2 separate regions of the Homo sapiens genome follow, and region 2 is linked to region 1. Evidence: chromatin loops called from intact Hi-C (ENCODE). Cell type or tissue: heart left ventricle. All regions are shown on one strand. Links, peaks and the distances in the headings refer to the core of each region. The heading gives the core; the rest is flanking DNA. Region 1 has its middle 31 kb from the start of LINC01767. Region 2 overlaps LOC105378741 (a long non-coding RNA gene).

The links. Peaks named below come from ENCODE experiments on the same cell type or tissue, not always from the same donor. Only the 100,000 strongest peaks of a DNase experiment are listed, where the experiment ranks them.
Region 2: a loop joins it to region 1, with 2.3 times the contacts of the local background. A loop is called at or near these places in 2 of 110 quality-filtered maps.

Annotation. Positions count from the first base shown.
Region 1 is chr1:56,375,311-56,392,068 of GRCh38, forward strand. No RefSeq gene overlaps it. Among named protein-coding and RNA genes, the nearest start is that of LINC01767, 31 kb to the right of the region's middle. In heart left ventricle, for the core only: no CTCF peak of the experiment used is centred there; no DNase peak of the experiment used is centred there.
Region 2 is chr1:56,075,593-56,092,350 of GRCh38, forward strand. The region is part of intron 2 of LOC105378741 (a long non-coding RNA gene); the gene reads right to left. Among named protein-coding and RNA genes, the nearest start is that of LINC01755, 140 kb to the left of the region's middle. RefSeq lists an enhancer at 4,133-5,332. In heart left ventricle, for the core only: no CTCF peak of the experiment used is centred there; no DNase peak of the experiment used is centred there.

The DNA.
Region 1 (16,758 bases), core at 7,659-12,658:
AAAGAAAAAGAAAAGATACTGCCTGCTCCTAATGTCTGAGCCCACATCCAAAAATAGAACCATCCAGCCGGTGTTCATTTCATTAAGAGTACCTTCCAATAGGGTGCTTGCTTGCATTTTCTGCTAAAGACCTTTGGAGGTCCCAAGCAGTCTTAAAGCGAAAAGTCCTTTTTCTTCTGAAGATGCAGGATCTCTCTGGGGCTATCCAGGACAAAAGGACGGACTCCTTAAACAAAGAGGAAACAACTGCTCCCCTCAGGAGACTGCAGACTCAGAAGCAGGGAGAAGAAGAAAAAAAAAAAAAAAGCCTGGGCTTTAGGACCAAGCAGGCTGCGGTTTGAATCTTGGCTTTCCTGCCAAATCATTGTATGAACTCAGACAAATATTTACCTTTCTGAGCATCCTTATGTGGAAGAATGAATCTAATGATACCTACCATACGGGGTTACTAGGAGGAACTGAGAAGACAATACATCAAGACACAGGCACATGGTGGGTTTCAATAGAAGTTAATTTGCTTTCCTTACCTTTTACATTTATCTTCTGTTTGGCTAAAGCTTCAAAGAAAGATTCAAAAAATGTTGAAAGGGTTGATAGTTTTCTTTTGGAAGGATAGTTTTTGATATTTCAGATTCTGTTGGATTGTCTAAAAGATTAACTCTCAGCAGCTTTTCCTCTTTCCTCATATAAACACCTAGAAATAATTTCCTGATCCATGTCCCATTGATGCCAAAGAGCAACAGGACAAAGAGAATCAAATCATGTTTAAATCACTTAGTGGAACCCCTCTTTCGTAGATTGCCAGGTTAGCCAAAGTTTTAGTTTAAAAAAAAAAAAGTTGGGGGAAGTTGGGAAAGAAAAAGCACTGACAATGAAGGAACCCTGCTGCTCTGGGAGAATTTTAGACTTGACAAAGATTTATACAATTTAATCATCATGTCCATATTCATATGGTAACCTTTGCTGAAAGAACCTGGTTGGAATTCTGGCTGTATCACTTGAGCAAATTGCTCAATGTCTCTGAACTTCAGTTTCCTCAGCTCTGAAGTGGAGACTAGAGATGATAATCACTACCTTGCAGGATGATTAGGGGATTACTAATTATATCCATACAGCTACTAGGCTCAGTGCCTAGTAGAGAGCAGGTGCTTAATAAATGGCTGTTTTATTACTCACAAAACACTCTTTTGATATCCACAACAACCCTGTAAGGTAAGAATCACTGATCCCATTTTTTTTAGATGAGGAAATGGAGATTCAGAAAAATAAAACATGACATTCAAGACCCCCCAGCCCTGGCTTGCACTGAGAGGACCTGCAGATTTATTTGACTGCAAAGCCTGTTTTCCTTCCAGCGTGCATACTGCTGCCACGTCTGTTCCTGCAGATGCAGAGAGGGGAAGATTTCAAGCACTTTTCGTCTCCATCTGAGTTGCTTCCTCTCCTCTGACTCGTTCCTGCCTTGGCAGTCCTGGCTGCCGTCTTCTCTATGCTGCCAACATCCCCTGACCTGACTCTTGCCGCCAACTGAAGCTTTCACCCAGCCAAAAAGGCATTTGGGAAACCACATCCCCTTCCCTCCCCACTGCGTGCCTTTGAAGTGAGTGTGTCATTTGACCAGTACCTACTCAGGCTACAAATTCCAGACTCCTTTCCTACCTGGAGCCCTGGGTCCCCCATGGTTCAGGGCAGACATTAGGCGAGTCTACCTTATTTTTCACAGTGCTTTATTTCAACCCAACCTGAATTTACTAGGTACCTACTCTGTGCCAGACACTAATCTTAGTTCTGGAAAGAGAGAAATGGGTAAAACACAGGCTCTGCTTTCAAAGAATCCATGGAATATGACAGAATCTAATTTGGTTCAGTTTAAATAATTGCTAAGCACCTACCACAGGCCAGACCCTGTGCTAAACACTAGAGAATACTAAGATAAATAAGATGTCAGTCCTCTGGGAAGAGCTTACCATTGAATGGAACAATATCCTGATTAGTGTACTAAGCAGGATATCTGGCAGGTTTTACTAGGTCGGTGCAAAAGTAATTGCAGTATTTTTCCATTGAAAGTAATGGCAAAAACTGCAATTACTTTTGCACCAACCTAATACAACCTGCCAGATATCCATAACCTACTATGGGTTTCACATTGTGCTTCATAGGCATTCTCTTTAGTCCTCAGAATAAAATAACTTTTGAGATAAATGTTTGAAAGGGCAGAAAAATTCCTCTGTCCAAAACTAATCATGATGATGAGGATTCTAGATTTTAGGTCTGCTTTTTGTCTCAAAAGCTGCTGGTTTCTTGGCAGGATGGTAGCAGATCTATTTTCCTATTATTACCTCACATTTGAATGGTGTACAAGGATTTTCCAAAGCATATCCCTCCATTATCTCATCTGAGCACCAACATATCTATCCTGAATAGTGTAGGGTTTTCTGGGAGGCCCAGAGAGGGCCACGAGTCAGGGAAAAGTGGACGAGCAGCAACAAACCCTGCAAGGGCATTTAACCCTTACAACACCCTGTAAAGGAGGTCACATATTTCCCTCTCCCCATTTTATACTTGAGGAAACTGATGCTCAGAGCAGCTCTCCCAAGTTCATAGTGCTAGTCAAAAGAAATCCTTTGTTTGAACTCAAGTCCTACAGCAGCAGTACCTCTGACAGCTGGGTCTGTCCTCGAGACAAACCAACACTCTCATCACTGAGCTGGGATTTCAAGCATGACTTTGTGGGACCTCAGTTCAAGCACGCTCCTTTGCCTGTATGACTTTCGGGGACTCACCCAGTTTCTCTGGGCCTCAGTTTTTCATTTGTCAAGAGGCCATGCTAACCTCTGCCATCTGCATCATAGGTTCTGTGAGGGGCTGGTGAGATGCAAAATAAAAGGGAGAAAGACTTTGGAGGAGTTATAAATGTGAGAGATCATTGTTAATAATAGGTCTTCCAACATGTTACTATGGAATCAGAGGTTCAGGAGACAAATGCAGACAGGCCAAGATCCCCTCTGGGAACCCTGCCCTGAAACCAGGACCTGCTCCTTAAAGGACTCCCAGCAAGGCCCACTCCCAGCACCAAACACCCTGCCCTGATGATTTGCCTGGCTCTGCCCCTTCAGCCAGGCTCAACTAGCAGACCCGGGAGGGGAGGGGCTTTCACAGAAACAGATGGATCTGGTCACAGGGTGACAGCGTCCATGCCAAGAGCCCACTTTGTTTTAATGAATGACACCAAACATTTAAGCCATAAACTCTTCAGATTGCTGTGTCTGGCAGTAATTACATGCCTCCTATTAATAAATCCTATTTCTGAATGGTTTACTGCATCCCTTTCTGCAAACACTGCAGGCTGAAACCTGTCAGATGGAGCCAGAGGCCGACTTGTGGAGAGAAGGCAAATAAAGTGGGATGGCTTTCTGGACCTAAAAGGGTGACAGCCACAGGAGGAAAAAAGCAACAGGATGTCCTCCAGCGCCCAGGTCCCCAGAAAGCAGGGGTGTGCCTACCACCCTCACATTCGACCAATCTGACTCATAGATTCTGACCCCATAATTTATCTTGATGCCATCTCTATTGTCACTGAATCCTGTAGATTCTGACCCCCTAATTTATCTTGAAGCCATCTCTATTGCCATTGACTTGGTTGGAAATCCATGAGCTTCACCTGGAATATAGTGACTGTCATCCCAACCATCCTCCACATGCTGCCAGGGAGATCTTCCCAACATAAACGAGTGACCATGTCACTCTCCTGTGTGAAAACTCCACAGCAGTCCTCAGCACTCCAGGGCAAAGTCCAAACACTTCTGCACTCAAGGTCCTTCAGGATTTGAATTCTGCTACCTGCCCCCATTCATTTTCCAGAAATTACCCTTTCTACTACACTTTGCCACAGTGGTTTTCAAAGTGTGGTGCTTGGACCATCAGCAGCAGCATCACTTGTGAACCTTAGAGAAATGTGCACTCTCAGGCCCCATCCAGAGCTACTGATTCAGAAACTCTGACATGGAGCCCAGTGATCTGTTTTTGTTGTGGAGGTTGTTATTGTTGTTGTTTTTTAACAAACCTTGCAGGTGATTTGATGTGTGCTAGAGTTTGAAAAATGCCTCTTGCCCAGTTTTTCTGAAACATTAACATGCATAGGAACTACCTGGGGATCTTATTACAATGTAGATTCTGACTTAGTTGGGCCAGAGGAGAACACCAGATTCTGTTGTTCAGCAAGTGTCCAGGCAAAGTCAATGCTGCTGGTCCACTTATCAAACCTTGAGTAACAAAGCTCTGAAGACAGTTAATTGCAAACTCCTTGCCATTTCTCAAGCACACTTACTACTCCTTGTTTCATGCCTTTGTGGATGCTGTTCCCCCCATCTTCTTTCTTTCCTCTCTTTCTCACCTCCCTTATCCATCAAATAATTCTATCATGTATCAGAAGTCAGCATAAAGAGCCTCTGTATGCTTCCTTAACCTCCTTCTGCTGCCACATGACTTTGCCCACACACCCCCAACCAGAACACTGATCCCACTACACTATTGGTCTGTCTGTGCTTCCTCACCCACAAGGAACAGGACCATCACTCTACCTCTTGTATCTCTGTAACCATAGCACCAACACAGTGCCTGGCATGGGAACAATGGACAGTGAGTGAATGAATGAATGAATGCATTAGTCTGTGGATGAATGAATGAATGAATCCTTAACAAACAGTTCTACAGGTGGGTAGACTAGCAAACGAAGTATTTGTGAGTGGAGCTGTGCCCTCACTAGCAACCTGATTTCTCCCAGGGGACTTTTGTTGACTGCTAGGTTGCTTTTAAAGCAGGTAACAGCAAACTCTTGTTTTCTAAACCAAACCAACTGCCTAATCCTAGAAGACACAAAACATAGAGGTGGTCTCCCTGAGCCAGGAACCCCAGAGAAAATTTCTAAGAGGAAATATTCAAACAGCAAGTATACACATATAGGTTTCTCAGATAGGAAGACTCTACATACTGAAATTTCACAAAGACAGCTCCTTTATTTATTACGGTATGTATTACCTCCACAAACATTCATCGAATGTTGACTATACAACAAACGCTGTTAAGAAGTAGGGATGTAAGGTAAGCTGGATATTGTTCTTGTCTCTAAGAGGTCAGTTCAGTGGGGGAAGTAGATATGAAAACAGATCAGGACCATGCAGAATGGCAAAGGCTGCAACTTGGGTGTGCACAGATCATGGGACAGATGCTTTTAATTTTGCTAGGAAAGATGGGAACAAGCACCAAAGAGAAGATAATATTTGAACTGAGTCTTGAAAGATGAGTTTGTTTCTCAGGAGGAAAATAGGGGAGAAGGATACTTCTGGCAAGGGAACAGTACACGCAAATGAGCAGCAGCCAGGAAGAGTGCTGGACCTGGCAGAAGCTGCAAGAATCGGACATAGTTAAGTGTATGTGGGTTGGGATGGGGGTTGACATTGGGAAGTTGAGCAGAACCAGATCGGTCATTTAGCAAACATTCACTGAGTATCTATTATGTGCTTGGCACTGAGGGAGGCCCTGGTGACACAGACAACAGTAAATAACATAGAAATGGTTTCTGCTTTCCTGAAGCTGAGCATTCACAGCGGGGTTGGGGTAGTAGGGGGGAAAAACACATAAATAAAACATTTGCCCATTTTGATGTGTAAGGAGCTGAGCCAGAAAAATAGTGAGAGCTTTAACTTTAGATAAAGTGTCCAGGGAAATGCTTTCAGAGGCAAACTTAGAAGAAGGAGAAAGGAATGGGAGAGAGAAGAGTATCCACAGCAGAGAGAAAAGATTGGGTAAGCCTCTGAGATGGGTGAAAATGTGGCAAACTCAGAAAACCGAAAGTGGATGAAATTAATGAGTGAAAGGAAAATGATGCAATTTGACAAGAGATCAGAAGGGGAGACAGGTGAAGCCACTTGGGCTTGCAAGCCATGGTGGGTGTCTGCATCAATGCTAAGTGCTATGGGAGCCTTTGGAGGCCTCATCAGCAGGGCAGTAACGTGACCTAATTTGTTTGAGGAATTTTCAGCTCCCTTTTATTTATTTTTTTCTAAAAGGTAACTCTATTAATAGTTCCTTTACAGAAAATGAATTGGAAGGAGACTGAAGGCAGGTCCTCACTTAAAAAGGAGGCTATATAATGGTTCTGCCAAGAAAAAAAGCCAGGGCTAGAACTAATATGGTGGCACTAAGGATGAAAATTCACTGGACTCTCTCCCTTAGGAAAATTCTGCACTGGAAGCTCCCCAAAAGGGACTTCCTAAACTTAAAGTAAATAGACAGCAATTTCTCTTCCAAGAGGTATCCAGTGAAAAAAGCACCTTTTCTTTTTGCAACATGCATACCAGCAGCCCGAATTCTGGGTTGGGGCACCCACAGATCCATCCTTCATCTGGCTCAAAGCATGAGGACGCTCCACAGTTGCCATATTCCTGGCCAACATATGCACTGCTTCTGGCAGGCACTGAAATAGGCAAAGGTAGCTCATATATTTTCCACCTTGCCACTGTTGGGCTGCCATAGAGAATGACCTGGGCTAAGTTTCCTGGAAACTGCCCAGCCAGGTGTTCCATCAAGCTGAACTGCTGAGCAATTAGAATCTGTGGAATATTGGGGTAGGGGCTGGTTCCACAAAGAAGATGGCGGGTTTCACACAGCAGGCATGCATCTGCTTCGGTTTCCTAAATCCTCTGGAACACCTGTGCTACGAAAAGCACATCTTGACATTTAGTAGCATTTTAGGAAGGGGATTTTTTTTTAACCGAGGCTTTTAGACCTTTAGACAAATTCTAATCTTAGATCTAAAATATCTCCAACGATAATTTAATTCAACCCGATTTTTGACAGATGGGCAAACTAAAATCCAGAGAAGAAGAAAGAGGGAGGGATCTGTTTAAAGTTAGAAGGCCATTTTTTTTTATTTTTTATTTTTATTTTTGGCAAAACTGTAGCTGCAATGCTGGTCTCCTAATTCTTTTTAATTTTTTGGAGATGGAGTCTCACTCTGTCACCCAGGCTGGAGTGCAGTGGCAAGATCTCCGCTCACTGCAACTTCTGCCTCCCAGGTTAAAGCAATTCTCCTGCCTCAGCCTCCAGAGTAGGTGGGACTACAGGTGTGCGCCACCACACCTGGCTAATTTTTGTATTTTTAGTAGAGATGGGGTTTTACCATGTTGGCCAGGCTGATCTCGAACTCCTGATCTCAAGTGATCCACCCGCCTCAGCCTCCCAAAGTGCTGGGATTACAGGCATGAGCCACCACGCCCAGCCAGGTCTCCTAATTCTTGATTCTGGGCCCTTTCTCTATGACTCCACACATGCTTCAAATTCAGTGAATAACCTATTGAATATTTACTACATACTGGGCTCTAAATCACCACACCATTATAGAAGTGAAGTTTTAAAAGATTAAAACATACATACCTGCAGCATTTTTAAATGGAGGGCTTGGCTTGTTCAGAATCTTGAATATAATCATGGCCTCTGCAATATTCTGAACTCCTAAGAGCAGGGGAACTGCTTATTTATCTCGACATACCTAGTCGAGGAAATGGGCAGAGAGTAGACTACCAGTTAATGAAGGAATGCATCTTATGCTTGTTTGAGGATTGTTCAAACAATCCTGATATTGAGTGCAGATAGTTCCAAGCAGCTCTGCTTTCATGGTGGGACTCAACGGAGACTCTGCCGGTAGTGGGTGGGTGGCGATGATTGTTTTTCCCTGGCTGGTCAATTGCCTTTTCAGGTGGTCTTTATTAAGCCATCAATCTTTTAACCCTGACAGTCACTGTGACCCAGTGCAGCTCAGGAAAGGAATCTTTCTTAATTACTAGCCCTTTCTTGCTCCCTGGAGATCCTTGAGTACTGCACCAGCTGGAACTGATGGATGTAGTCTGGTTCTACCAGCAACTGAAGTATCTTATTTGCTCAAACCTGAGGGCTTAGCTTGCAATCCTGGCGCATTGAGAGGTGAGACTGGCAAGCCACCTACGTTTTATGTCTCCAGGAAAAGACCTCTTTGCTCCAGCATTTGGAGTGTTGCTGAGGGGTTAATAACACAGACTTCAGAGTCAGACCCATAGAGCTTGGATTTCCATCTCTGCTACTCACTGTGAAGCAAATGGCTTGACTCCCCTTGCTTTGATTTTTCTCATGGGTCGTAGGTTTCCCTCACCTGTGCCATGTTGAAATGCTACCAGCTTAGTCCTCGGGCCACTTCTCTGTTCTGTCTGTACTCATTTCCTTGGCGATCTTACCCATGGCCTTAAATATTATTTATATGACAAACACTAGTTATATGCAAAAGGCTTCCAAATGTTTAGCCCAGACCTCTCCCCAAAACCCTAAGCTCTGATATTTAAGTACATACCTAACATCTCAACTGGACCATTAACAGACATCTCAAATTTAACATGCCCCAACCAAACTCTTGATTCCTGCTCCACCCTGTGTTCCCCATCTTAGAAAATGGCAACTCCTATGCCACCAGTTACTCAGGTCTAAAACCATCATACTGTATTTACACCCCCACCTTCCAGTCCGTCAGCAAAGCCTGCCAGCTCTACCTTCCCCAACCTGACCTCTTCGTGCCACCCACCCCATTAGCACCGAGATCCACATTCCCATTATCCCTTGCTTAGATTACTACAACAGTCACCTCGCTGGTCTCCCTGCTTCCACACCCTCACCCTTAAAGACTTTTCTCATGCAGCAGCCATAGTGACACTTTGCAAAGTCAGATCATGTGTCACTTCTCTACTTCTTATTTCCCTCAGTAAAAGCTAAAGAACTCACAATGCCCTGCAGGGCCCTACTAAATATTTTCTCCCACAGCCAGTACTTCTTCTCTCACCTCTTCTCCCACTGCACTCCCTGTCACTCACTCCATCCCAACCACAATGCCCTCCTTGTGCCTCCAACCAGTGCGTTCCCACCTCCGAGCCCTTGCAGATGCAGGGCCTACTGCCCAGAGCGTGCCTCCGTGGGTTATCAGCATGGCTCACTCTCTCACTAATTTCAGGTCTCTGCTCGGATTTACACTACTGGAGGCCTCCTCTGATCTGCCTTTCACAGAAACAGATGGATCTGTATAATAGCAGCCTCCCCCGTTCTGCTCCGCTATCTTCCATGTCCTGCTCTCTCCTCCCTCATAATCTTACCACCCCTTGAAATAGTCATTCACTTACTTGTCACCTGTCTCCTTCAACCTGAATGTAAGCTCCATGAGAACAGGGGCTTTGCTCTGTTCACCAACATCTGTGCCTCCAACATTCTGAAATAGTGCCTCGCACGCAGGAGGTGCTTTATAAATATTTGTTGAATGAATAAATGAATCCATAAAATGGAGGGTAATAATTTATCTAGTAGGATGGCAGACAGATTAGATGGGATGGCCTGTGTAAATCATCTTGCATACTTTGTAGGCTATCCTTCTCCCAGAGGAGCTTCCAACACAACTGCAGGTCATGATCAGTGCTAGGGTGAAATCACCATTGCAACCCCTTATGTAATAAGAGCTGCCATATATGAGGTGCCTTCTTTGAGCCAGTTCCTGGACTAAGCTTTTACCTTCTCTCTACCATTTATTCCCATGGCAAATCTACAAAATAGGCATTATTATTTCTACTTTTACAGATACAGTAACTGAAGTTTGGAAAGATTGGAGAATCTAGAGTGGTTAAATGTATACAAACGAGTTTATCATATAATAAGCACATAAGTGTTCCATCCAAAATTCTGCCTCTGACAAGGAATTTAGGAGCTGGTGGCCTGCTGAGCCTCATTAGAACCCATCTATCCCTATAGACCAAATTTTTAAAAGGCTAAGAAGAAATGAAGGAGACATAAGAACAGAATGAGGCTCCCCTTTCATAAATTGAGCCTATGAAGAGAGCTGCCCTTGAAACTTTAATTTTTCAATAATGGAAGTCAATAATAGAAGTGTTGAGATCAGTCCGACATGAACTTTTTTTTATCACTTTTTTGGAGAATATCTACTAGATTACACAGATCTTCTTCAAAGAAGTCACGATGACTATGAGCACACACATGAGATTTATCTTGTGTTTGTCCTTCCAGATCTAGCCAAGTTGCCCTCTGCCAGTCAGAAGCACATGATAACAAATAGAGTCAGGTTTGAAAAAAGACACAGAAATAACTGTGGCCAACTGTGTGGCTTGGTTCAGATTCCATAAGGACTCCCATAGGACCTTGAAGATGTGACCCAAGGTCTCAAGTCTCTTAAGCAATTCTGAATAAGGAAGTGCAAACAACTACAAGATCAAAGGCATTTGAGCTGTGAGAGAGAGTGACAGGGAAATGGAAGGAAGGAAGAGCAAGAAATTCATGGTTAAGAGAAGAAAGCTCAAAAGAGACACTATTATATAGAGGTGTATGTGTGTTATATTTTCTATACAAAGAGGGAGAGAGTATACAATGAAATGTTAAAGGATTGTCTGAATGGTGGAAATATGGCTGATTTTTATTTCTTTGTCCTTATTTTTATTTTTTTCTGCAATGAACATACTTTATTTGTGTAATAAAAAGGAAAAAGAAGATATTAACCAGAGGATGGCAAGACTCACCACTTTCTGGACAGCACTGAAACAGGTTCCAAGTATTCTACCAATGACTCCTGCCTCCCCTCTGTTTGTTTAGGCTGGGGGTGGCCTTTCTTCCAGTTTTCTAGGCTCAAAAATCTCCTGGTCTGCAAGTTTACCCCCTCTTTGCCCCGTTATGTACTTCATTTATCCTAACATGCAAATGTTTGTTTTGAAAAAATTACACTCACCAAAAAGTTTTTTAAATCATGAAAGAGGGACCTCATGTGAGAGAAAATGATCAATCCCAATAATAAGTAAAAAGATGCAAATTAAAATTCACACAGTCTACCATATTTCCCTAATAAATTTAACAAAAAAATAAAAATAAAAACACACAATGCTGGCAAGGATGTAATTAAATTCATAGCCTCCTGCGTTGTTCAGGATACTATAAATGTGTTCAACCCTGTGGGAAAAGCAAATTGGCAATATGAATGAAGAGCCATGAAATTGGCCACTCTATTTCATTCAGTAATTCAACCTCAGGAAATGCATCTTTAAAACATAATAAGAGTTGCTGTCAAAGATTTCTGTCCCAAGATGTTCATATTAGCAGAAAAAAATAGTTCTAATATACCCACTTAATGAAATATTAAACCACCATTTAAAACTATAGTCATGAAGACAAGAAGCAATATGCTCCTGATATATATAAATGCACACCATGATTGTAATTACATATAAGTAGAGAGTAAAATAATCTAAAACACTCTCAAAGAAAACGCACCAACATAAATTGAATATAAGAGAACCGTAGAGATGGAAATCTTTTTTGAATTTTCTATAATGAGAGCATGTTTCTTTAAGGACTTTTTAAATCCATTTTAAAAGTAAATTGAGGTAGATGCATGCATTCTTTGCACGCACCTTCACCTGGCTGTGCCTCAGTTTCCTTACTTCCAGATACACATAAGAGCAGCTTCCACCTCAGGTGTGATGTGAGTACTGGACAAGTTAATTCATCTGATGTGTTAAATGAGCTCAGGCTTTAAAGCATTTAGAACAATGCCTGGCACATAGGAAATACTCAGTAAATGTTGATGGTTGTTGTTTCATGCCCTGTCCCTACCTTTCCCCTTCATTCTTCTACTATATCACAAGAATTTCTCTTCTCATGTATGTCCTTTAAGTACCCCCAACCTGGTCTGCCTCCAGACTCTGATTTATTACCTATCTTGACCACAATTTTCTAAAACAAATGAACAAACGAAAGTAAACACAAAAATTATTTCTTTATGTCTCACAAACCACCAACCTTTCCCAGTTTGGGGACACTATTCATACTCCTTTATGCTTCATGACTGGTGCTAAGCTTCCTTATAGACTTTGCATCACAAAGCCCCTTTTATGGTTGAAGAGCAAGTACTAATTTATCTTGAACACCTAAAATCATCTGGGAATGGGCCAACTATGCTGTTGACATGCATAGTGACATTTAATCCTTGCAACCACCTTGCAGTAGCTAAGTATTATGCTTATTTTAAAGAAGAGGAAACAAGCTGAGATAAATAATTTGCCCAAAGTCATATAGCTAGTAAATTACCAAATGGAGATTTGGATCCTATCCACCCCACACAAACCACCCCTGGGCCTGTCTCCTTCCCACTTCCTGCTCACTGGCTTGCCTCATGAATACACCTTCCAGCTTAGGACTTCAAACTCATCATTCAACAAACATACCATGCTTCATGCAAGGCCCACTTAGGTTATTGCCTCCTTCTGGAATGGCCTAAGCAAACACACACACACACATACACACATCTTTCCCCTCTACACACATGAGCATGCATGCACACACACACATACACACACACATATTTAATTATTAACCTCTCTTCTGAACACTGTTCCTCCTTCTAAGACAATTTATTTATTTTAAAATTAGCTTTATGACATAATTTAACGCAATAAAATTCACCAATTTTATGTACAATTCAATGAGTTTTGACAAATATGTACAATAATGTAACCACCAACACAAACAAGATATAGCACACTTTCCTCTCCCCCAAAAGTAACATCGATACTCTCTTACAGTGAATTCCCTACCATAGCCAGTCCCAGGCAACCATTCACCAATTTCAGCTGCTATGGTTTTGCCTTTTCCAGAAGTTCATCATTATTAGAATAATTTTGTGTCTGGTTGCCTTCCCTTAGCATCAGGTTTTTGTGATTCATCAATGCTGTTACAAGTATCAGCAGTTCCTTCCTTTTTATCACATTAAAATTGTTATCCAATTGTTCCAGCACCATTTAATTAAAAGGCCATCTTTCCCATTGTATGGATGCACTGAAATGTATTTAACCAATCACCAGGTGATGAGCATTTGGATTGTTTCCACTTTTGAGCTATTGTGAGTAAAACTGCCATGAGCACTCATATACAGATATTATTTTATTTTTCTATGCTTTCATTTTTCTCTTGAGTAAAAGCTCAGGACTGGGATTGCTAGGTCCTATGGTAAGTGTATGTTTAATTCTCAAAGAAACTGACAAATAGGTTCCAAAGTGCTGTACCATTCTCCATTAGCACTAGCAATGCATGGAAATTCCAGGTTCCACTTCTCTGCCAACCCTTGGTATTATTTGTCTTTTTATTTTTAACCACGCTAGGGTGCAATGGTATCTCATTGTGTTTTATTTTATTTTTTATTTGTATAAATTTATGGGGTACAAGTGTAATTTTGTTACATGCATAGATCATGTAGTGGTCAAGTCAGGGCCTTTAGGCTATTCATCACTCCAGTAACATAGATTGTACATTTCTTTGTCTGTTCTCACGCTGCTAATAAAAACATACCCAAGACTGGGTAATTTATAAAGGAAAGAGGTTTAATTGACTCACAGTTCCACATGGCTGGGGAGGCCTCACAATCACGGCGGAAGGCAAAGGAGGAGCAAAGTCACATCTTACATGGTGGCAGGCAAGAGGGCATATGCAGGGGAACTCCCCTTATAAAACCATCAGATCTTGTGAGACTTATTCACTACCATGAGAACAGCATGGGGAAAACCAACCCCATGATTCAATTACCTCCCACCAGGTCCCTCCCATGACATGTGGGGATTATTACAATTCAAGGTAAGATTTGAGGGCGGACACAGAGCCAAACCATATCAGTACCCATTAAGTAATTTCTCATTATCCACCCTCCTCCCACCTTCAGACCTTTCCCAGTCTCCAATGTCCATCATTCCACACTCTATGTCCATGTGTCTATATTATTTATCTCCTACTTACAAATGAGAACATGTGGTATTTGTCTTTCTGTGTCTGATTTGTTTCACTTAAGATAATGGCCTCCAGTTCCATCTGTGTTGTTGCAAAAGACATAATTTTATTCATTTTTATGGTTGAATAGTGTTCTACTGTGTATATATACCACATTTTCTTTATCCAATCATGCATTGGTGGATACTTAGGTTGATTCCATATATTTGCTATTGTGAACAGTGCTGCCATAAACATATGAGTACAGGAATCTCTAAGACAATTTAAACCCTTCCTCTTGCATGACCTCTTTCATCAAATTCCCACTATTTTAATAGATGGTTTACCTGCACACTTGCATCACACTTTTGGGGTTTTATTTGTGCACAACAGTACAATACAATAGGATGGTCACAAGGTTGACACTCAGTATTCAAGTCTCCATTCCACTATTTGCTGAAAGAATTTAAGAAAGTCCTTTCTGAGTCTCAAGTTCTTCACCTTAACAAAAAAGTAAATAATAATACTTAATGCCAGGGCAATCATGAGAGTTAATATGCAGATATGTGAGAACATATTTTTCATACTAGAAGGCTGAGAAAAGATTAGTTATTGTTATTAATATCAGTTACTATGAATTATCCAAACATTAAATTATTACTAACTTCCAGGCATTGAGCCCTTGAACTAAAAATTTCTGTTTGAATATGTATTCAAATATTTTTGAATGAGTCAATGCAGGTACTGAGATTCCTGAGTGGCTTGAAAGGCCAGCCAAGAGGTGACAGGCATGGTTCCACATTCAGGAAACTTGCAATCCCGCAGCTAAAACTCAGAGGTGCCCTAAGGAGAGTCAAACTCCCAGGAGAAAACAGGGAGGGTGGAGGGGAAGCATTTTATGGGAGTGAGAGTGGGCCCACAACCTCACTAAACCTGTTGTCCCAGATATGTGACTTCTTCCCTTGGGGCCCCAGTCTCTTCCTGTATAACCTGGTATTAATGACCAGGAAGTCCTCTAAGTACTCCCATTACCACCCCAAGCCTAGCAAAGTCTCCGGCACACAGTAGGTATCCAATAAATATTTGTTGAATAAATGAACTCTGATATTCTAGGATGCAATTTAAGATTAGATCCAGATATGTGGAGAGGAGAGAAAGAAAAGTTCTTCTGGAGAGGAAAAGGCCCACCAGCTTTAGGCTTTCAGGAAATGATTCTTGGTACAGGGGTAAGGGATAATCCTTTTCCCCTTTCCCACCGGATCCAGCCCAGGTTTTCTCTGAGACCCTGACTTTCTTAGGCAGGGAATGTTTAATTATTTGTCTGTGAGTCCGTACCCCAGCTGGATAGAGTTAATAAACCAGCCAGGTCTTTATCTTAACAAGAAGTCTTAGAATCAAATTCTCCCCTCATTAAAGGCCCAGAAATCTCCCTGACAGCAGTGGGAGTTTTGCAGGCAGCCTGAAAGTGGAATTTAGTCTCCTAGTGAATTCCTCCATGGGCACAAGCCTAGAGAAGTGGGAAGAATTATATCATTGGAAGGGAAGGAAGGAAAGAAGGGAGGGAGGGAGGAAGGAAGGAAGGGAGGGAGGGAGGGAGGGGAAAAAAGGAGGCAGGAAGAAAAGAAAAGAGGACAAGCCCACCCCCTTTTCCTTAAAACCCTAGCCTAGCACAGTGCCAGGTACCCTGGAAATGTCAGAAAATATGCCTGGATGTTGTGTAAACACGTCTCCTTAGAGCTTGAGGAAGACACTACACCCTGGAGTGTGAGTTGAATGGAGCTGACTGAGTGGCCAATTGTTTTGTTCTTTTATTTTTTTTAATTTACAAATAATAATTGCAAATATGTATGGCATACAGTGTGAAGTTTGATACATTTTTACATTGTAGAATGATCAAATCAGGCTAGTTAACGTATCCATCACCTCACATACTTACCCTTTCTTTGTGGTGAGAACATTTAAAATCTACTCCTTTTTAGCATGCCGCGTTATTCACAAAAGCCAAGATACGGAAACAACCTAAGTGGCCATCAATAAATAAATGGATGAAGAAAGTGTGGTATATGTACACAATGGTAAACTATTCAGCCTTAAAACAAAACAAAACAAAACAAAACAAAAAGAAGGAAATCCTGTCGTTTTCGAAAACGCAGATGAACCTGGAAGTCATCGTGCTAAGTGTACTATTCTTTACCTTAGTTACAGCTCCTGGGGCTTGCAGGGACCCAGTGAGATATCTCTGGGGTCAGGAGACTGCTGAGGCTGATTGGGTCCCAGGCACAGGCCAAACCAAAGCGACCAGAATTCAGGGTTGAGAGGAAACCCCAGTGGTGGCAAACAAAATAAAGATGATTTTCAGGGTCAAAGGGCAGGGCAAGTCCAGAAATTGAAACGGAAGCAATGGATTTGAAAGCAGCGTGAAACAAAAGTAGTATGGAAAATAGCACCGAATGGGTCATACCAAGTAGCTCAGATCCAACCCATGAAACGGAAGCAAACAGTGAGTTTCCCCTTTAAAGCAGTGCTGGGGACAGGACTAGGCTTAGGGAGACCGCAGGGGAGATGCTTAGCGTGTTTCCGAAATGTACCTTTAATTATTAAGTGAGACCCGTGCACCAGCCTATGAGCCAGGGCTCAAAAAAGATTACTTCACTATAAGCGCTAGGGAAAAGGGCAAAGCAAACCAGTAGTATTTTTCATCTTATATAACGCAGTCCCTAGTCAGCCTTAACTACAAGAGAAATACGGTTTAGGTGTTCCCTTCTGTCATTCATGCTTGCTGGAAAAGGAATCTTTGGTGTTTCTGAAAAATTGGACACAGCTAAGGAAGCTGTGCACTGGCCAGAAGACACATTGTGCCAGGGAATGCTGAAAAGGTGGGACTGTGACCATCAGCAGACGGTTTGGGGCCTGGGGGTGTCTTGGGTCTGGGTG
Region 2 (16,758 bases), core at 6,706-11,705, 300 kb before region 1:
GTCGAAACTCTCAAACAAACGTGGTTTATTCTGAGCTTGCCCTCAAGCTGTAGGTTGACCAGGAAATAAGTATAAGTTCAAAGCAGATCACAGTGTTTGGAAGTTAAGGTCAACAGAAAGACATATCTGTGGTTATGACACTATACACTGCCATACAAATGTCCTCCAACCATTCCAGAGAGAACATAGGTAAGTTCCTCCAAATTGAAGACATTCATAAAAATAAAAGAATAAGAAGCTATAGTTGTATATGGAATGAGCAGTCATATTAATCAGACAGAGAATGGCTATGGTGTTTGTTGTACCTTCCAGTCAGAGCAAACCAGTAACATTAGAAATCTTTGTGGTCTCCAAAATTCTTGCATCTCTGACCCTTCTCAAGTGTCATCCTCTCTATTTTTCCCCATTTTCCCTTCCTGGCAAACTCCTACTTATTCCACAATTTCTCAAATGCCACTTCTGCAACGACTTTTCTCTGTCTCTCATATGACCTTAAAGAGCTCTCTTTTCTGTGCAGTTACTAAAGTTAGGTACATCCACATCATACAAATTCATTACTATAATTTTGTATGCTTCCCCCAGTTCCTATTGGATAGTGAACAAATATATGACAAAATATATATTTTCATCTTCTAATTTCTAGTTAGATTATTTAATTTTTAAAACAACTTTTGAAAGTAGCAATTTTTACTATTCTCATTTTACAGATGAGGAAAATGAGATATAAAAGTATAGAGTAACTTGTTCAGTTATAAAGCAAGTACATGGCAGACTTATACCCAAGCAGGGTGGTTCCAGAATCCTTACTATATAAATATCCTCATCAGACCTGTCTGAACCCCAGTCTTCTATTTCTTACTCTTCTTCCAGAGAAGGTTCTTCTAATCCTCTTCTCCCAACATCCCCACCTCTTCTCTCATCACAACTTGATTTCTTCCTCCCACAAAGTATGTTGACTCCCACCTAATTATGGAGACTAATACGGAGTTAGCTGGAGCCCTATCCTGGCTCCAGGGTCCAAGTGCTCCTCTTACAACCCTCAGGCTACTCAGTATACAAAGGACTCTCCAGCTATGAGGGCCCACCCATCATGGGAGGGAGTGGGGGTTTATAAATAAAAATTATAATATTAATAAAACATCTGCTTCAGGTTGAGCTCAAAAGAAACCAGACTCTGAATTGAAGATTAACATATAGGACTTTACTGGGGAGCTCTTGCATACTTAATTGGGATGATACTTGTGGAAAGGGAAGAGAAAAATGCAGGGTGGGCAGAGTGAGAAGCTGAGCTGTGATATATAGCTCCAACAAAGGCCTCAGCTTACCCCATGGGGAGTTCTGGTGTTGGTATGGTCTTTCAGAATTATACCAATTTGGGATACAGTGGCCAGGCCATAGATCAGTCATAGGAGGCAGGTTGACTCTCAAGAGGAGGTGTGACCTTGACTAAGGAGGGCTGAAACTGAGGGCTGTCTTCAGCATCCCTTCCTGCAGCTGGGGAAGTTAAGTCCTCCATTCCTGAAAGGAGACAGGGGTTCCATGTGGCCATAACAGCATCTATCCAACATCCCATCCTTTAAACACCCAGCATCCTAATATTCTAAGCACTTTAGCAAGGCAATTAAAGCAATTAAGGCTTAGCAACGTAAAGTAACTTGGCAGAGGTTACATAGACAGTAGCAACTGAGTTGGTACTGGAACTCAAGCCTGGCTGATTGCAAAGCCTATGTTCCTTCTCCACATCAACTTATCTCCCTCTGGCACATTATAAATTGTATGACAGCATGTATGTGGTAATCTTTTGAAGACCAGAAATACACACTCATAGAACTGATCTCTTTCCAGAACTGCACTCTTCCATCATCCCCCAAACAAGCAATTCCCTCTGAGCCCACACACCCTCTTGCTCTCATTTTCCACATGTTTACTTGGATGTAGTCGCCAATTACATACTAGGCAGATGTCATCTGGAAAAGAAGCCACAGTCATTGTCAAAGAAAAGTTAAAACTGCTCTCAAATTGGACTTGATGTCTAGTCTGGTCTACAGTTGAGGCTACTTTGCCTTTAAAAAAATATTAGCAATCTTTCCCAGAATGTGGTTCATGAATCCTTTGGGTAAAACTATAGGTACCTTAGCAGGAATCGAGGCAGTGACAATAAACTTTATTAGTAGTTATTGTATTATTTAACACATGCACTCACAGTTAAAAAACAGAAATAAAAACAAAAGTCAATTTCACTTAAAAATGTCCTTACTAAGCATTAAAAAAAATAATTTTATTACTTGAAAGAGCAACTGACAAACTATGGTTATTCATATGGTATATGTCATAAGTTTTCTCAAAAATGAATGAAAAGACCCTGCCCCTTGAAGGAAAACAACTCATGGCATTCTCTGCCAATGATTAAATTCACATTTTCAAGCAAAAACTAAAATTTTGGAAAACTTGTATCTGCCTTCAGGAGCTTGACATCATACTAATACTTACAGATTTTCTGATGATGTAGACTTCTGGTGAAGCTAAGAAGTGTGATTTTTTGTTATTGTACAAAGAAATGAGTCAACATTTTGAAGATCTGCATAACTCAGTGAACTGATATTTTTCCATATAGCCAGTGCAGAATGTTACAAAACTAGGTGTAGGCAAAAATAATCCATTCAAATTAAAAGATACACCAAGTGGATTTCAATGTAGTAGAATACAAAAAGCGCATTGATGTGGCTTTATATTTCACATTGCAAGTAATCTTTTTTTTTTTTTTTTGAGATGGAGTCTTGCTCTGTCACTCAGGTTGGAGTGCAGTGGTGCAATCTCAGCTCACTGCAAGCTCCGCCTCCCGGGTTCACACCATTCTTATGCCTCAGCCTCCCAAGTAGCTGGGACTACAGGCACCCGCCACCATGCCCAGCTAATTTTTTATATTTTTAGTAGAGACGGGGTTTCACTGTGTTAGCCAGGATGGTCTCAATCTCCTGACCTCGTGATCTGCCTGCCTCGGCCTCCCAAAGTACTGGGATTACAGGCGTGAGCCACTGCACCCGGCCACATTGCAAGTAATCTTTAAGGAATTACCACTTGCCAAGTTTTGGTGTAGTATCAAAGAATACCAATAATTATCTAAAAAGGTTTTAAAAATATTAATTTTATACCCAACTATATATTTGTGTGAGGCTGGATTTTTCCATAGACTTCAGACAATATATTGCACAGATTCTGGCTGCAAAAGTAGATATGAGAATCTAGCTGTCTTCTATTAAGTCAGACATTAAAGAAATTTGCAAAAATATAAAACAATGCTACACTGTTCACTGTTTTTAAAGAAAATATAGTTATCATAAAAATGTTATTTTGTAAGTGTGTAATGATGTATTGTTATATTAAAATAAATTAATATTTAAAAATAATGTTTCAGTTTTAATTTCTAATGTAAATAGATATTACCTACATAAACAAAATTGCTTTTAATTCTGTTATCACTAGAGAGAGCGTACATAAACAAAAGCACTTTGGGTTGCTCAATAATTTTCAAGAGTGTAAGGGGTTCTTGAGACCCAAAAAAAATTGAAAACCACTAGTCTAGGATCGCTCAGTCAACATCGAGTAGAGGTAGGATTTTTTTCCAAGTGAATTATTTAAAATACTGAATGGATAAGTGGAATAAACACTTTTTAAAATAATTTAATGGAAAAAGAATGAAGTATTTGAGTATGTGGGAAGAGTCCAAGAGCATATTGGCTAAGGCTGACTGCATGAAGATAATGAATCTTGAATATGAAAATATGAGGACTACAAGATGCCTTAAGGGAGGAAGAATATGACTTATTCAGTATGTACCAATGACAGGCACATGGTACCTGCCTATGATTCTCACAATGGTTAGAAGAGCCAGATACTGTCATTCCCTTTTCTCACAGAAAGCATTGAGGCTCAGGGAAGTTCCATGACAAAGAGTGCATGTGGCATAGCTGGGAGCTGATCCCTGAGAGATCTGATTCCATATTGTTCCTGTCTGTTCCCCCACACTATGCTACTTCCCATCTGGTCCCCAACCCCTCCTCACTCCTTATTTTAAGAAGGAGGAAGTGAAATTTAGAGAGGAAAAATAACATATGGAAGCCACAGAAGGAATTAGTGGCAGAATCAGACCCTGAAAGTATCTTCTGGGGCTCCCCAGACGGTGCTTTTTCCGTTGCCCCATGCAGTGTCAGGCCACGTCCCCTTGGAGTAGAAGAGATCTTTCAGGGTGGGCTACATGGTCCCTGACACTGAAAACTGAGGGTCCCAAGACAAATTTAAGGAGAATTCTTTTCTGTGAAAGGAAGTTTGAACATCCATACAGTAAGGCGGATGATTCTTCCACAGCAACTGAAAGAAAAAAAATACAAGAGAAAGGCCGAAGTAAAGTTTTTAGTCATGGTGAAGCACTCTTGCTCTTTCTCTGACTGTAATTCCATTAAACAAACGTTTATGAAGCACCTTCCGTAGGTTGGATATTGTGTTAGCTGGAACATCACGCTGGCTGTTGAAGCTTCAGGGAGGAATCACAGATATTTCCAATGCTGGAGAGTCTCACAGTATTGTGGGAGACACCAAAGGAAGCAGAATTCCAATGTGGAATGCGTCATCAAAGCTCAGATAGGAAAAGCCCAAGGTGGTATGGAAATCTAGAAGATAAATCTAACCCATTCTGGGCCTGATAATATGGCATCTGAGACCAGTCTCAAATGACTCATTAGAATTAACTAGTAGAGGAAGGAGAGAAGGCAGAAGGAACAGTATGTGTCACACACCCAGGGTGTGACTTCCTGAAGAACTGAAAAATATTCCCGTATGACCGGAGGCAGAACGTGAGTTATAGCTTATAATGCCTTGCGAGTTGGCAACTGCCCCTCCCACTCTTGGATTCTATAGTTGGTCTTATTGAAATATCTTAAGTTCAGGTTTTAAATATTTTTTAAAACCCCATGAATTTATCATTGCTATCTTCTTGTACCTCTACAAGTCTGGAGAGCCCTGGCTGGGGATCAGTGGACCAGAGACTATAATTTTCTGAGTTTGCCCTAGGGAGCTATTACCACCGATATTTCTGCACATCATCTCACCCAGTGCCTGGCCCACAGTAGGTGCCCTATAAATGTTTAATGAAGCAGTAAATGGTGTTTCTCCTCTACTTCTGCTTGTTTCTTTTTTCTATTATCTTTCTTCCAGCTGCTGTAGAGGAAGAATCAGCACCCCACTCTGCATGCTCAAACTTCCTTCCTTCAGATAGATTTTTCTCTCTCTTTGTCTTAGGATCCTCAGTTCTCAGGCCTGGGGATGGGATATAACCCACCTGCAAATTTGCTCCCACTCGGTGGGGAGGGGTCTCAGTCCTTGACAGCTGATGGAAACCTTGGTACATCACATTTTTTACATCTATACCCAACTTACCAACAATTCCTTGAGGACAGGGAATCTCTGAATTTTTCATCTCTGAATTTCTACTATAGACCAAAGAAGAGTTTATTTAATGAGGAAGAAAGGAAGGAAAAGAAGTAAAGTTTTAGCCATAATGAAGTCCTCCTGCTTTTTCTCTGCTGTAACTGCTACCCAGATACTCTGCTAAAACTGCAATGACATCTTTTCTTTCCCACATGGACAAGTTTGTCATGACTCTTGTGTTTATATTTCCCAACCCACTCTGATTCAGAGGAAAAAAATAAAGAGGACTCCATAGGAAAGCGCAAAGCCCAAACAGCAGAAGGCCGGGTGTGGGGAAGATGCTGAGTGTGGGAGTCAGCTTCCAGCCGCAAGCAGATGCTGGATCCTTCTCTCCAGTTCTTCCTTGATTTCGTTTCCTCCCCACTGCAGCCAAGATACATCCTGAGCTGTGACAGCTGATGGAAACCGGGCAGAGGAACCCATGGAAAAGTCTGCAGAGGCAGGATGAGTCTTGAGCCAGGTCTTTCCAAAACCCAAAATGAAGGTGACTGTGAGGGACTTTCAGCTGCCGCTAAGATGATAAAGTTACCACCATTTCCTCCAGTGTCTGGTTAAGTCTTCTCTGAAATTTTGCTTCATCAATCATCTCCTCTTTGAGCTCTAACCTTTCCTTTTCTTCTGCAGCATATAAACCTAATTGAATCTCTTTCAGCCAAAAGGAATGTCTTTTAAAAAAATACTATCACCAACGACAAAAAATGAAAAATTAAATGTGTTTCTGAATCTCCATTTATCTTTTATCAAATTTCTTTTCTTTCCCATCCAATTTTTTTAAAGAGTTGTTTACAGTCTCTGGCTCTATTTCCTTATTCCTCATTGACTTTTCCATTCCCTCTGCCTCTTCTTCCTCTCTCCAAATCATCAATTCCATTTTGCACATTTCTGTCTTTAGCTTATTTGACATCTTGGCAACATTCGATCCTCTTGGCCATTCCTTCTTTTCCATTGTCATACTTAGACTTTTCAGAACTATTCTCTGCTAATTTTTTCTCTCTCTGGCCAATCTTTCTCAGAGCTTCTCACTGCTTCCCTTGCTCTCCCCTGTAATATTGATGTTTCTTATATTTATATTTTTCTTGGTCCAGTTTATTTCTTCTCTCTCCTCATTTAAGAAACATTTTTGAGTACTTTCTATATACCAATCATTGTTCTAGGTAACTGAGGATTAGCATATAAATTCACAGTCCTTTGGAGATTGGAGTATAGAGGGGAGCACAGGATTTCCCGTTTAACCACTGTTACTAGAAAATTTAATCTTTATCCATCACTTCACCTGCCATCAATATGCTCCTAAATTTATAATCTAGGTTTCAATTCTGAATTTAAGCCTGTGTTCCAGACTCATACTGCCACCCACCTACCTTGTACGTTATTTCCATTACATTTAGGAACTGGATCAATTTTGTTTATTTAAATTAAATTAATTTCTTTCAGGAAACCTATTCCTTTTATTTCCCATCTCTGTTAATGGCATCATCACACAACCAGCCATTTAAACCCTAAACTTTGTAGACATTTAAGAGTCTGCTGTTTTCCCCCCATTCTTCAACCAAATCAATTTCCAAGCCATAGGGATATCACCTCCTAAACATTTCTTGCTTCTATACCTCCCCTTTGCAACAAATTTGTGAAAACCTACTCAGGTCACCATCATTGCTTCCTTCCCTTTTTAATAAGCACCTATTAGCCCTATATCAATTTATCCCTATACAGAATGAACTTTCTAACATAAAATAATTGATCATGTTGCTGACCTGCTTAAAACCCTCCAATTGTTCCTTGCTGCCCAAGTAAAGGCAAAACTATTACCAGCTAGCAATGTCCTCCATGTTCTAGACATTCCATGATCAGGGCCTTGCTAACATTTTAGCCATATTTCCCCAACCCCTTCCTGCAGAACCATATAACCCAATGCTACAATCAAACTGTGATTTTTAGAGTTATTCAATAGAGGTGTCTCATCCTTATGTCTCAGTGACATTGCAAAAACTCTTCCCTCTTCCTGAGACACCATACCTTTTCTTTCTTCTTTTAGACTGCTCTGTTATTCTTCATTATTCAGCTCTTTGGCTAAAGTCTTTTCTTACTCCATCAAGCATAAGTAATTTATTTCTTATAACATTTTGCATTTATTTAATTTGCAGCAACAATCATATTTTTAGAAACTATTTGCTTTGATTTTTAAGCTCATAAAAGTTATAAATTATACAGTTTTTCTGTTTTATTCTCTGCTCTGCACATGGCACATATCATTGATGCTACAAAAATGTGTTTATATAATAAGCCCTGGAAACCAAACTCTTTCTTATGGATTCATTTTAATTTGCTAGGATTTTAATTTCACAGTGTCATTTTTATTTTGTCATCTGGCGGGCAATATTCTTCAAGTGTATATCATCAATGGATACAAAATGTTTTCACTAAAATTGAACCTGTCACTGGTGAGTGCCCAACCTGATAACGGAAGAGGTCATTGCTGAGCTCCTAATGTGGCATTATTTCTGGGGGATCGGCTGGTCATCTAGTAGCAGGTTGATTATCTTGAACCCATCTCATCATGATGGGGGCACTATTTATTCTGATAGGGATAAACATATATTCCAGGTAAAGATTTTCCTTCTCTGCCTGCATACTTATAACAGCTCTACTTTTTGTGGTCTTACAGAATAACTTATGTATTGTTATAATGTCCAGTATAATTTTGCTTCCAACTAATGAAAATATTTCATAACAAAGAAAGCGAGACAGTGGGTTCCCACTCATAGAATTCACTAGCATTACCATGTGCCCCATTGCTCAGATATAGCTGGCTTGACAAAATGATAGAATGGCCTAATAAAGGCTCTCTTTTGGCACCAGGTAGAAGACAACATCCTATAGAAAAAGTTTTGCTTGCCAAATCACCACCCTGGGCTCAGAAAGCTTGGGTTCCTACTGCTCCGAGGAAGAAATACTTCCACCAGAGAAAAAGTTCTATTTCTGTTGAATGAAAAGCTGAGACTACCTCTCCCCCATATGTTAAGTCTTCTTGAGCTGCTGAACCAACAGAGAAGAGTGTCACTGTTCCAGCAGAAGTATTCAATCCCAATTACCAGATGTAAATTGGGGTGCTACTACTACATTACAGTGGTGAATAAGGCTGTGTCTGGAGTTCAGGGGGCCCTTTGGGGTACTTCTTGCTCTCCTTTGAATAGTCCTATTCAATGGAAAACTATACATCACTCAAAACAGGATCTTCAATGACTTAGATATCATAAGAGTAATGATTTGGATTACTTCCATAAATAAAAAATGTCATCCAGCTGTAGGCCCTGGCCTAGGGTGGCTTTTGTAGAGCTAAGGACCGACAGTGGCTATTCTTGGCTGGCTCAAAGGACACAGGCAAACAGCTGACCACAGGGTTAGGTTACAAGATAGCAAAAAGAAGAGAGTGTTATTCTCTCAAGTTGCTAAGGACATTTCCAATATGATAATTTTTCTCCATATAGTAACAAAGAGAACTTAATCATCTGTGAACTAGACCAAGAGGGGGAAATGGGTATTAACTTGAAAGAAAAATATGTCAAGAAGCAAACCCTTTTTCTCAACCCCTCCACAAACTTTCTGTGGTCTTCTCCATTCTATAACAATGTCCTAGTGCACTCTATTGTTTAAGTTACAAATTCAGGGACGTCTTTTGCCTTTTCCTGTCCTCACCTAAAGTTGAGGGAGCCTGGCATACTGCAACAATCCAGACCGACAGACTTGGGTTCAAATTGCAGCTCCAATACTTTAGAGGGCTGTGACCTTGGACAACATATGTTCCATTTCTTACTCTCAATTTCTTCATCTGTAAAATGGAAATAATGATACCTAATAAGTCTTAATTAGGGACAATATGAAACAACTAATATATTGAACTGGCATGACTTGTAGAACAATTAAACACAACTTTATTTCCCATCATCCCTTTAAAATGTTTTAAGTGGATGTGATCTTCTCATTCTCCTTGATGAAAGAAAAAGTGCACATCCCACAAGTTTTTATTTTTTTCTTTTTGTCTTAGGTGATAGATAGTCCCAAAGTTCTGTAAGAAACAGAACCTGATTCCTTAGAGACATCAAACAAGGGGAAAAAACAAAAATAATTAGGCCTGGGGAAAAATAAAAAATATATAACTATCATATTTGAAAATTATGTAAGTATTGATAGGAAGCCTAAAATAATCTATCGACCATTTTTTAGAAATAATAAGATGTTTTTAAAATGTGGCTGACCGTAGTGGCTCATGCCTGTAATCCCAGAACTTCGGGAGGCCGAGGCAGGCAGATCCCCTGAGGTCAGGAGTTTGAGACCAGCCTGGCCAACATGGCAAAACCCCTGTCTCTACTAAAAATACAAAAATTAGCCAGGCGTGGTGGTGAGTGTCTGTAATCCCAACTACTCAGGAAGGTAAGGCAGGAGAATCTTGTGGAGGTTGCAGTGAGCCAAGATCACAGCACTGCACTCCAGCCTTGGTTGATGACAGAGCAAGACTCCATAGCAAAAAATAATAAATAAATAAATAAATAATTTTAAAAGGTGGCTGCTTATAAGATCAACATATAAAAGTTAATTCTTATAAACCTCCAGAATACATAAAGCACTCATATGAAACAATAAGGTAAGGCCAAATATCTATAAAATATAACTTACATGAAGACTTAAATTAATGAAGAGCTATACCATATTCATAGAAAGACTATTATAAATACGTTAACTCTCTCCATATTGATCTATAAATTTAATACATTTCCAATTAAAGTTCCATTATAATGTTCTGAGAAAACTGACTCCCTAATTCTAAACTATATATGGAAGAGTGAAGGTCAAATAATAACTAAGATGCTTTCAAAGTGGGAGAATATCCTCTATTAGTTATCAAAACTCATTATAAAGTTTATTAATTAAGACAGTCTGGTATTGATGCAGGCACAGATGAATCAACCATAGGATTACAATAGAGAATTCTAAAAAAGACCTCCACATATAGGAAAAATTGTTATCTCACTGAGAAGCCCCACAGATTATTTGAGAAAAGAGGATTTATTTATTAAATGGTTCTATGCCAATTGGATATCCAAAAAACGAATATGTATATATTTATATATATATATCAGAAAAACTTTAAGATGTATAGATTTTACAGAAAAATATATGAGAATGGGGTTAAAATGACTTATTAAGACACGCAAAAATGATAATATAAAACGAAAAAGTGATACCTTCAACTGTATTGAATTTGAAGACTTTTATTCATAAAGAAACCATAAAGACAGTGAAAAAATAAGCCAAAAACTAGAAGAAGGTATTTGTAACACTTTTAAGTGACAAAGGATTGTGTACAGTATGTAAAAGTAACTATTACAAATTAATAAGAAAAGTCAAATTACTCAAGAAAAATGGAAAATATGAATTGGCATTTCACAAAAAAATTACACACATATGGCAATTAAATATTTGAAAAGATGTTCAACATAGTAGTCTAGGAAATGAAAATTGGGATATGATTTTTATTCACCATATTAACAGAAAAATCATTTAAAAAATCATTAACAAAAAAATCATAATTAATTTTTATTCACCATATTAACAAAAAAAACAAATGACATTTGTTGTTGAGGATGTGAAGGGAATGTAAATAAGTACAATAATTAGTTGGCATTGTTTTATAAAATTAAATATTTACATACCCTATGACACAGAAGTTCCATTCCTGAAGATTTTTCTCCAGAGAAATGATACAAATGTGTATCAAGAGACATGCAAAAGAATTTTACAGCAACATTGCTTGTAATAGCAAAATAAATAAATAGGTAAAATTCCATTATGGTGTTCTGAGAAAACTGACTCCATAATTCTAAAACGTATTTGAAAGAACAATGGTCAAATAATAACTAAGATGCTTTCAAAGTGGGAGGATAATGGAATACTATGCAGTCATAAAAAGAAACAAGATCATGTCTTTTGCAGGGACATGGATGAATTTGGAATCCAGTATCCTCAGCAAACTAATGCAGGAACATAAAACCAAACAGTGCATGTTCTCACTTACAAGTGGGAGCCAGATGATGAGAACACATGAACACATGGGGGGAAACGACACACACTGGGGGCTGTCAGGGGTTGGGGAGGGAGAACATAGGAAGAATAGCTAATGGATGCTGGGCTTAATACCTAAGTGATGGGATGATCTGTGCAGAAAACCACCATGACACACATTTACCTATGTAACGAACATGCACAACTTGGACATGTACCCCTAAACTTAAAAGTTGAAGGACAAAGAAAAACAACAAAGTGGGAGTATATTCTCTATTTGTTATCATGACTAACATGATATTAATAACACATTATTATTATATAGGAAAATGATATTTGAATCATGGCATAGTTACACATTTAAATATTATAGAACAATAACTATAGCTACAGATTACTGCATAGATGTATCTTTTTTTTTTTTTTGAGACAGAGTTTCATTCTTGTTGCCCAGGCTGGAGTATAATGGTGTGATCTCGGCTCACTGTAACCTCTGCCTCCCAGGTTCAAGCGATTCTCCTGCCTCAGCCTCCTGAGTAGCTGGGATTACAGGCATGCACCACCACGCCTGGCTAATTTTGTATTTTAGTAGAGACAGGGTTTCTCCATGTTGGTCACGTTGGTCTCAAACTCCCAACCTCAGGTAATCCACCCGCCTTGGCCTCCCAAAGTGCTGTGATTACAGGCGTGAGCCACTGCACCCGGCCAGATGAATCTTAGTTGTAAAGTGAGTTTCCAATTATTATATTCAGTATTATAACAAAACTAATTTTGAAATATATAGTTTGAAGAATAAATACATGTGATAAAACTATGGGAAAAATGATAAATATAAAAATCAAAAGGGAGGTTGCCTATGAAAAGAAGACATGATAATAAGGAGAAGTGAAGAACACAGAAGTAGCTAGAGTATTAATAACATCTTACTTTTTACGTTTGGTAATTAGTTCTTAGGTGTTCATTTTATTATTTTACTTCATAGCTAGATTACAAATATCCTTATGTTCCACAGGTTATTGAGGCTCTTTTCATATTTTTGCAATCTTCTTTCCTCCCTGTAGTTATGACTGAATAATTTCTATTGACCTGCCTTCAAATTCAGTGACTCTTTCCTCTGTTCACTTCATTTTGCTAGGGAGACCATACAGTGAGTTATTTACTTCAGTTCTTAAATCTTTCAGTTCTAACATTTCAATTTGAATCTTTTTTTATAATTTTCTATTTCTCTCCTGAAAGCTTCCATCTTTTCATTTATTTCAACAGTATTCATCTTTACCTTCTAGAGAATGGTTGTAATAACTGCTTTAAAGTCTAGGTGTGATAATTCCAACATCTAGGTTATCTCAGGGTTGATACCTATTGATTTTATTTTCCCCTAAGGGGTAGGTATATTTTCCTGGTCCTTTGTATATAAAGTAATTTTGGATTACACCCTGAACATTTTGAATATTTTGTTGTAAGATCCTATATTTTCTAACAAATGTTGACTTGTTATTGTTGCCTTAGCAATTAAATCAGTTAGGTTCAGATCACACATTTTATCCCACTTGCTGTGGATTAGTTCCAACATAAGTTCAGTTTTCAGACTTTGTTTTACTTTATTTAGGTTTGTTCCATACACATCCATTTTGAGGGTAAGTTAGGGACTGTGTTAGTTCATACACAGACTTAGGGTTCCCTTCCAAGAACTCTTCCTCCAAGATTCCATCATACTTTTTGGTTCTCATGGGAACTAGAGAACTCCTTTTCTGAGTTCTTTGGCTAGAAATTCAGGATTCCTTTCAGTATTTTATCCCCCTATGTTGACAAACAATTATGTAATAACGGGCCAGTTATGGTGGCTCACACGTGTAATCCCACCACTTTAGGAGGTTGAGACAAGTGGATTGCCTGAGCTTAGGAGTTCAAGACTAGCCAGCACAACATGGCAAAACCCTGTCTCTACTAAAAATACAACAATTAGTTGGGCATGGTAGTGCTGCCTGTAATCCCAGGTACTCAGGAGGCTGAAGTGGGAGGATTGCTTGACCCTGGGAGGCAGAGGTTGCAGTGAGCTGAGCTTGTGCCACTGTACTCCAGCCTGGGCAATAGAGTGAGATCCTGTCCCCAAAAAAAAAAAAATTCAATACAAATGTGTCTACCATTGGGGCAAAGTACACTGAGAAAAGAAAGGGGATGGGCCAGGGACGGTGGCTCATGCCTTTAATCCCAGCACTTTGGGAGGCCATGGTGGGTGGATCGCCTGAGGTCAGGAGTTCAAGACCAGCCTGGCCAACATGGTGAAACCCCATCTCTGTAGAAATACAAAAATTAGCTGGGCATGCTGGTGGGCACCTGCAGTCTCAGCTACTTGGGAGGCTGAGGCAGGAGAATCACTTGAACCTGTGAAGCGGAGGTTGCTGTGAGCAGAGATCATGCTATTGCACTCCAACCTGGGTGACAGAGTGAGACTCTGTCTCAAAAAAAAAAAAAAAAAAAAACAGATACAAGAAAAAAAAGAGAGGGGAGGAGCCAAGATGGCCAAATAGGAACAGCTCCGGTCTACAGCTCCCAGCCTGAGCAACGCAGAAGACGGGTGATTTCTGCATTTCCATCTGAGGTACCAGGTTCATCTCACTAGGGAGTGCCAGGCAGTGGGCGCAGGTCAGTGGGTGCGCGCACCGTGCGCGAGCCGAAGCAGGCGAGGCATTGCCTCACTTGGGAAGTGCAAGGGGTCAGGGAGTTGCCTTTCCTAATCAAAGAAAGGGGTGACGGACGGCACCTGGAAAATCAGGAAAATCGGGTCACTCCCACCCGAATACTGCGCTTTTCCGACGGGCTTAAAAAACGGCGCACCACGAGATTATATCCCCGACCTGGCTTGGAGGGTCCTACCCCACGGAGTCTCGCTGATTGCTAGCACAGCAGTCTGAGATCAAATTGCAAGGCGGCAGAGAGGCTGGGGGAGGGGCGCCCACCATTGCCCAGGCTTGCTTAGGTAAACAAAGCAGCCGGGAAGCTCGAACTGGGTGGAGCCCACCACAGCTCAAGGAGGCCTGCCTGCCTCTGTAGGCTCCACCTCTGGGGGCAGGACACAGACAAACAAAAAGACAGCAGTAACCTCTGCAGACTTAAATGTCCCTGTCTGACAGCTTTGAAGAGAGCAGTGGTTCTCCCAGTACGCAGCTGGAGATCTGAGAACCGGCAGACTGCCTCCTCTAGTGGGTCCCTGACCCCTGACCCCTGAGCAGCCTAACTGGGAGGCACCCTCCAGCAGGGGCACACTGACACCTCACACTGCAGGGTACTCCAACAGACCTGCAGCTGAGGGTCCTGTCTGTTAGAAGGAAAACTAACAAACAGAAAGGACATCCACACCAAAAACCCATCTGTACATCACCAGCATCAAAGACCAAAAGTAGATAAAACCACAAAGATGGGGAAAAAACAGAACAGAAAAACTGGAAACTCTAAAAATCAAAGCACCTCTCCTCCTCCAAAGGAACACAGCTCCTCACCAGCAACAGAACAAAGCTGGACGGAGAATGACTTTGATGAGCTAAGAGAAGAAGTCTTCAGATGATCAAATTACTCTGAGCTACGGGAGGACATTCAAACCAAAGGCAAAGAAGTTGAAAACTTTGAAAAAAATTTAGAAGAATGTATAACTAGAATAACCAATACAGAGAAGTGCTTGAAGGAGCTGATGGAGCTGAAAACCAAGGCTCGAGAACTACGTGAAGAATGCAGAAGACTCAGGAGCCGATGTGATCAACTGGAAGAAAGGGTATCAGCAATGGAAGATGAAATGAATGAAATGAAGTGAGAAGGAAAGTTTAGAGAAAAAAAGAATAAAAAGAAATGAGCAAAGCCTCCAAGAAATATGGGACTATGTGAAAAGACCAAATCTACGTCTGATTGGTGTACCTGAAAGTGATGGGGAGAATGGAACCAAGTTGGAAAACACTCTGCAGGATATTATCCAAGAGAATTTCCCCAATCTAGCAAGGCAGGCCAACGTTCAGATTCAGGAAATACAGAGAACGCCACAAAGATACTCCTCGAGAAGAGCAACTCCAACACACATAATAGTCAGATTCATCAAAGTTGAAATGAAGGAAAAAATGTTAAGGGCAGCCAGAGAGAAAGGTCGGGTTACCCTCAAAGGGAAGCCCATCAGACTAACAGCGGATTTCTTGGCAGAAACCCTACAAGCCAGAAGAGAGTGGGGGCCAATATTCAACATTCTTAAAGAAAAGAATTTTCAACCCAGAATTTCATATCCAGCCAAACTAAGCTTCATAAGTGAAGGAGAAATAAAATACTTTACAGACAAGCAAATGCTCAGAGATTTTGTCACCACCAGGCCTGCCCTAAAAGAGCTCCTGAAGGAAGCGCTAAATATGGAAAGGAACAACCGGTACCAGCTGCTGCAAAATCGTGCCAAAATGTAAAGACCATCGAGACTAGGAAGAAACTGCATCAACTAACGAGCAAAATAACCAGCTAACATCATCATGACAGGATCAAATTCACACATAACAATATTAACTTTAAATGTAAATGGACTAAATGCTCCACTTAAAAGACACAGACTGGCAAATTGGATAAAGAGTCAAGACCCATCAGTGTGCTGTATTCAGGAAACCCATCTCAAGTGTAGAGACACACATAGGCTCAAAATAAAAGGATGGAGGAAGATCTACCAAGCAAATGGAAAACAAAAAAAGGCAGGGGTTACAATCCTAGTCTCTGATAAAACAGACTTTAAACCAACAAAGATCAAAAGAGACAAAGAAGGCCATTACATAATGGTAAAGGGATCCATTCATCAAGAAGAGCTAACTATCCTAAATATATATGCACCCAATACAGGAGCACCTAGATTCATAAAGCAAGTCCTGAGTGACCTACAAAGAGACTTAGACTCCCACACATTAATAATGGGAGACTTTAACACCCCACTATCAACATTAGACAGATCAACGAGACAGAAAGGATACCCAGGAATTGAACTCAGCTCTGCACCAAGTGGACCTAATAGACATCTACAGAACTCTCCACCCCAAATCAACAGAATATACATTTTTTTCAGCACCACACCACACCTATTCCAAAATTGACCACATACTGGAAGTCAGTGTGGTGATTCCTCAGGGATCTAGAACTAGAAATACCATTTGACCCAGCCATCCCATTACTGGGTATATACCCAAAGAGCTATAAATCATGCTG